Regions from separate parts of the Homo sapiens genome. Here region 1 is linked to region 2. The links are chromatin contacts, found by Hi-C or POLR2A ChIA-PET in ENCODE. All regions are on one chromosome and are shown on one strand. Each heading gives the region's core, a stretch centred on a gene start or an enhancer-like site at or near the end of the contact. The rest is flanking DNA. Distances are from core to core; before and after follow the strand shown.

Region 1 (2,700 bases), core at 110-2,609, 180 kb after region 2:
CAAGTATAGTTCTCTTTGCCCTCCTTGACATTCCTTTCTAGAGCACAGCCACAGTTTCAGATAATGGGCATATCATAAGACCAGTTACACTTCTTTTCTGTAAAAGGTTCTCTGGTTGGAGGTAATGTTAGGTGGGATATCATGATAAGGCATAAATGTAAGTCAAAAAGTGGTAATGCTCTCTGAAGTCCTCCAGGCAAGAAAGAAAAACCTGTTCCTGAAATTTGAGAATATTCCTAAGAAAATAAAGCACTCCTTTAGCCATGAAGGAAGAGATCAAATGTAATCAACTGGCTACCAGGTAGACAGATGAAGCCTCCAGGAATTGCTCCCATATCAATACTTGACTTTAGGCTCTCTTGGCAGGTGGGAACTCAACAGTGGCAGTCACAACAGGAGCCTGGGCAAGACCATGTTGTTGAGTGTATAAGGCTTATTTTCTGATTAAGATGCAGTCTTCTAAGACCAAAGAGATTCAGAGAAAAAGGTCGAGAACTATGCGCCAAGTCTGGCTTAATTTAGGCTTTAAAAATATCCAACCTCTCTTCTAAAATACAGTACCCAGATACCTCAAAGTTTTCCAAGAAAGGGGATAATGGATTCCTAATTCAAGTAAAGGCAGGGAAATATGTGACGATTCAATTCATCAGGCCCCTACCCATGTGGAGGATCTCTTCCTCTTGCAAATTTTGGAGGTTATAGGTTTTTTATTAAAAGACAAGTTGGGTAGAAGATATTGCATATTGGATGAGTTGCAATCCCCCAACCTCTCTTTCAGCATTGTTTCTATTCTACAGGCTCTCTATATACAAATTGTGGTCCACATATCAAGAGTATTGTTATCACCTGTGATCTTGTTGGCATTGTTCTACAGACCTAATAATCAGAATCTGCAGTATAACATGATCCCCAGGTGATTTAGATACATACTAAATTTTGAGAAGTACTGCTACAGACTTCTTTTCCCAGTATCCTGTCATAGAGTTTGTTGCACGACCTATGTTCTGCCAAGCAGATACACCTGCATGTGTGCAAGACTTGGAGAAATAAACTGAACAATTTCACATAGCAGTAGTTTTCAAACTTTAGCCTGTATCAGAAACACACATCATTAGGCCTCATGCCCAGAGTATCTGATTACATAGGTCTGGAGCACGGTAAGAGAATTTGCATTTCTAACAAGTTACCAGGTGATGCTGATACTGCTAGTTCAGGGACCACACTTTGAAAACTGCTCTCAAACAGCATCGTGGCAGGGGTGTTTGGTTCTTCTGAGGCCAATAGCAGTGACAACACTTGCCCAATGCAACATCCTTCTGATTGTGGCAGAAGCACTGGGGTTCTGAGGCCAATGGCAGCAGCAGCTTCCTTAGCAAGCCAGTTTTTCAGTGTGGTTCTGGGCATCGTTCCCAGAAGCTCAGCCTAGAGTCTGTACTTTTAACTTTCCCAATAATTTTGTGAACTATCATAAATCCCTTTCCAACTAAACTTGTTAGGTCAGATTCTGTTGCCTACAACTAAGAACCTGGCCAATGTTTCTCATACATATACTTAGCAAAGAGGTCTTAGAGATTATTTTTATTGTTGAGCCCACTTCACCTTGAAAGGCCAGCAGACAAAAGGGACAAGACTTAGCTAAAGCCTTAGTCAAAAATAAAGAGTATATTTAAATAGTGTCTCCTGCGTCATATATTTTAGGAACCCAATCACAGTAGCAGGTGACTGGAGTCTGACTGCAGCACAGGTGAAGAATTCTCAGCATCTAGCATTGTCCAGAGGACCTAACCTCAATTCCTGAGGCATGACTAACATCTGCATTATGTAAAGCTTAATATAGTGATTAAAAAGATCACATTTTAGGCTGGGCACGGTGACTAATGACTCTAATCCCAGCACTTTGGGAGGCTGAGGCGGGTAGATCACCTGAGCCTAGCTAGGAGTTTGAGACCAGCCTGACCAACATGGTGAAACACTGTCTCTACTAAAAAATACGAAAAAAAAAATTAGATGGACATGGTGGTGCTCACCAGTAATCCCAGCTACTTGATGCTGAGGCACAAGAAGAATCACTTAAACCCGGGAGGCGGAGGTTGCAGTGAGCCAACATCACACCACTGCACTCCAGCCTGGGCAACAGAGCAACACCCTGTCTCAGGAAAAAAATGAAAGAAAGAAAAATCACATTTTATTTATTTTATTTATTTAGAGACAGAGTCTCGCTCTGTTGGCCAGGCTAGAGTGTAGTGGCATGATCTCGGCTCACTGCAACCTCTGTCTCCCAGGCTCAAGCAATTCTCCTGCCTCAGCCTCCTGAGTAGCTGGGATTACAGGTGTGTGCCACCACACCCGGGTAATTTTTGTATTTTTAGTAGAGGCAGGGTTTCACCATGTTGGCCAGGCTGGTCTCGAACTCCTGACCTCGGGCAATCTGCCTGCCTTGGCCTCCCAAAGTGCTGGGATTACAGGCGTGAGCCACCGCACCCGGCCATAAAAGATCACATTTTAAATATCCATTGAGAAGAAATCTCTGTTGGGTATCCAAACCATATCATGAATTAGCAATGAAAGGCTTGACTTTTGATCATGCATAAACATATATTTAAAATAATCTTTCACAGCTAATGAGGCTAATTATATGTACTAACTAATCTTCCTCTGAAAAGCAGGGCTTGCAACTGAATTATGACACCACTGTTGAGT
Region 2 (2,704 bases), core at 45-2,544:
CTCCCCTCCCCTTCCTTCTCTCTTTCCTTCCTTCCTTCCTTACTTCCTTCTTTCTTTCTTTCTTTCTTAACAAGCTCTCCTGTTGGTTCTGATGCAGTAGGTGACCCATGTATCATACTAGAAACACTCATGGGACTTCAATTATTATTCTCAATATATAATATTAGCTATTGTTCCCTTACCCATGGAAGCCTAGGAAAAATAATGGATGGTAAAAAAGGTAGAATAATAGTCACCTTTGTGATGATTTTGGCCATTGATCAGATTTTAAAAATAGAATCTACAGAAGACCAAAGTCCAATCCAGGAGACAAGAAAAAGGCTAGGTTGCTAAATCCAAGGAATAAGCAAAGAATTGCAACATAACACTGAGTGGCTAATGCAAAAGCTGTTGTTCAGATCCAGGATGAGAGATTATCATACAGATATTTCCATACTAAATTAAAGGAGCAGGAGTAGTCAGGACGGCTAATGAATAAAAAATGTATGCTGTAAATAGTCAGAGGAAATAGGTCTAGAGAAATTCTCAAGCTTTATAATGAGCAATTACAGTGGTTTTTTTGAGCTCCCAGGGATAAGCAAAAGAAAAGTGGATGGAAAGTTTCTGAAATACTTCTCTAAGAGCTGGATCCATATTTCTAGCTGCCAATTAAACACTGCCACTTGATTATCACAGAGGCATCACAAACTAAAATTTTGCAAATCTGAACTTACTACCTTCCCTAATAATCAGATGCCTATTCTTTTAATCTCTGCTCCCATTAAAAATATTACTCTCCAACCACTTTCCCCAACAAGAAGCCTTAATCATCCTGCACCCCTCTTTTGAATATCTAACCTCAACTTCTGGCTTTACCATAGCCAGGGTTATGGTATATATAAAACAAGACAGAGACTTAAAGCACCTAGAGTAGTGCCTGGACAGTGTGTATTTCAATAAATGTTATTACGTTGCTGCAAAAGTAATTGCGGAATAGTTCAACCTTTTCCTCTTTAGCCACACTGAGCTACTTGTTACTTGCTCTCTGAAATTCACATCGCTTTGCACATACTGTTTTATCTGCCTAATGACTTTTCCTGATTGACCTTCTAGGTAACTGTTCCAGAAGACCCAACCCAAACACTATCTTCTCTGTTATACCTTCTAAGATCTCACCATATAACTCCATTATGGCACTTAAACTTGATTGAATTATAGCTGTTTATCTGTGTTTCTACCCATTAGACTAAGCGAAACAGATTGCACTTTGTGAGAGCCCCAGCCACATTCATCTCTGTGTCACAGGTATTTCTCCAAACTACTTTAGCCTGAGGCTATATGAAAGGATTTCATAATCACATATCTGAAATTGTTGCTAGACTTCCCTGTGACTTCAGGCTTTATCCAAGGCCCCTTTCCTAGTTTTAGTGTATGTGCGTGATCTCAAAAACAGCTCATGACATGCAGCCAGTCTCTATTTTATATTTGAGTTCTTGGCCCACCCACCTACTGAGGTACTGCCCAACCACGCCAAATGATGTTGCATTTTTAGTGCTGGTGACGCTGCCCAAGATGCCACATCCATCCTTCTGCTAGCAGCACCAGTGCTACTTCTCCACCACCATCTCACTGAAGCAGATATCTATTGTCTTTGTCCAGAACCTTAGCCACTCTTCTGGTAACAGAAACCCTTTTTCCAGCTCAGAATCCACTCCCTGTGGCCACCTAGATTTGCTAAACAGAATTCTCTATTCTCATTTCATCCTCAAGAAGTGATTCAGGAATGAGTATGTGAACCATGCCAAGCCCTCACTAAGACTATTCTAAACAAAACAGCTATGAGCCTGAGGCTGGCAACCATCTTACCTGCCACATGGAAACAGCATGCTTGCAAAATGAAGTTACACAGACCAGCAAGGCCTGGAGAATGAGCTCTAGCCCCTGAAATCTGACATATGAGACAATTCATTTTTTTGTGGTTTAGAGTAGGATTTCCATCACTTGTCACTAAAGAATTCCAATACCTTCTATTACCATTTTAGCATAAAACACAGACTGCTTGTCACTTGAGGAAGTAGCATCCATGCATTGCCAGGACTGAGCCCCAGAATGCTTCAACCCTCTCCTTTCATGGCCAGATGTGTCATTTCCCTTTCCTTTCTTCTGACCAGTGTGAATCCAATCTACAAACCTGTGAGCCTTAGCTCTCTGTCATCCACTACAGGCTGCTGCTCTACAGTTGCTATTTTGTTTCAGTTTTTAAAGGATGAATGTGGAGTTCAATCCTCTTTCTTAATCCTTTTTCAGAGGCCAGGGGTTGGATAACTTTTTCTGTAAAGGGCAAGATAATAAATATGTTATACTTTGCTGGCCCCAACTACCTGTGTCACTACTACTCAACTCTACCAATGTGGACAGAGACAATACAATAAATGAGCATTATTGTGTTCTGAAACAACCTTATATATGGACACCAAAATTTGAATTTCATAAAATTTTCACGTGTCACAAAATTTTTATTATTATTTTTTCTAATTATTTAAAAATGCAAAACATTCTTAACTTGCGAGTCATATAGAGACTATAGGTTGGCCACTCCTGCTATAGGTCCAAGAGTTCTCCCCCTGTCTCCCAAAACCATTTTCTCTTCCCTCATGCCTAGCCAACTCTCTTCACCATATTTCAGTCAACAAATTGAAACTATTTGAACCTTGTGTTAGTCCAT

Evidence for each region. A loop is a pair of places that touch in the nucleus more often than their neighbours do. ChIA-PET counts read pairs that join two places held with the same protein, here RNA polymerase II (POLR2A).
Region 1: a map of PC-9 shows a loop between it and region 2 (2.0-fold over the local background). The contact joins two enhancer-like sites. A Hi-C loop is called at or near these places in 1 of 168 maps with a recorded cell type or tissue (PC-9). POLR2A ChIA-PET finds 5 or more read pairs at or near these places in 2 of 52 experiments (H1 and PC-9).

The regions. Positions count from the first base shown.
Region 1 is chr2:147,277,317-147,280,016 of GRCh38, forward strand. No RefSeq gene overlaps it. Among named protein-coding and RNA genes, the nearest start is that of LINC01911, 440 kb to the left of the region's middle. Within about 2 kb of position 1,360, at least 3 of the 41 ENCODE cell types and tissues checked have a DNase peak (open chromatin) inside an H3K27ac peak, as active enhancers do; they include PC-9, where a contact is called at or near this core.
Region 2 is chr2:147,098,742-147,101,445 of GRCh38, forward strand. No RefSeq gene overlaps it. Among named protein-coding and RNA genes, the nearest start is that of LINC01911, 260 kb to the left of the region's middle. Within about 2 kb of position 1,295, at least 3 of the 41 ENCODE cell types and tissues checked have a DNase peak (open chromatin) inside an H3K27ac peak, as active enhancers do; they include PC-9, where a contact is called at or near this core.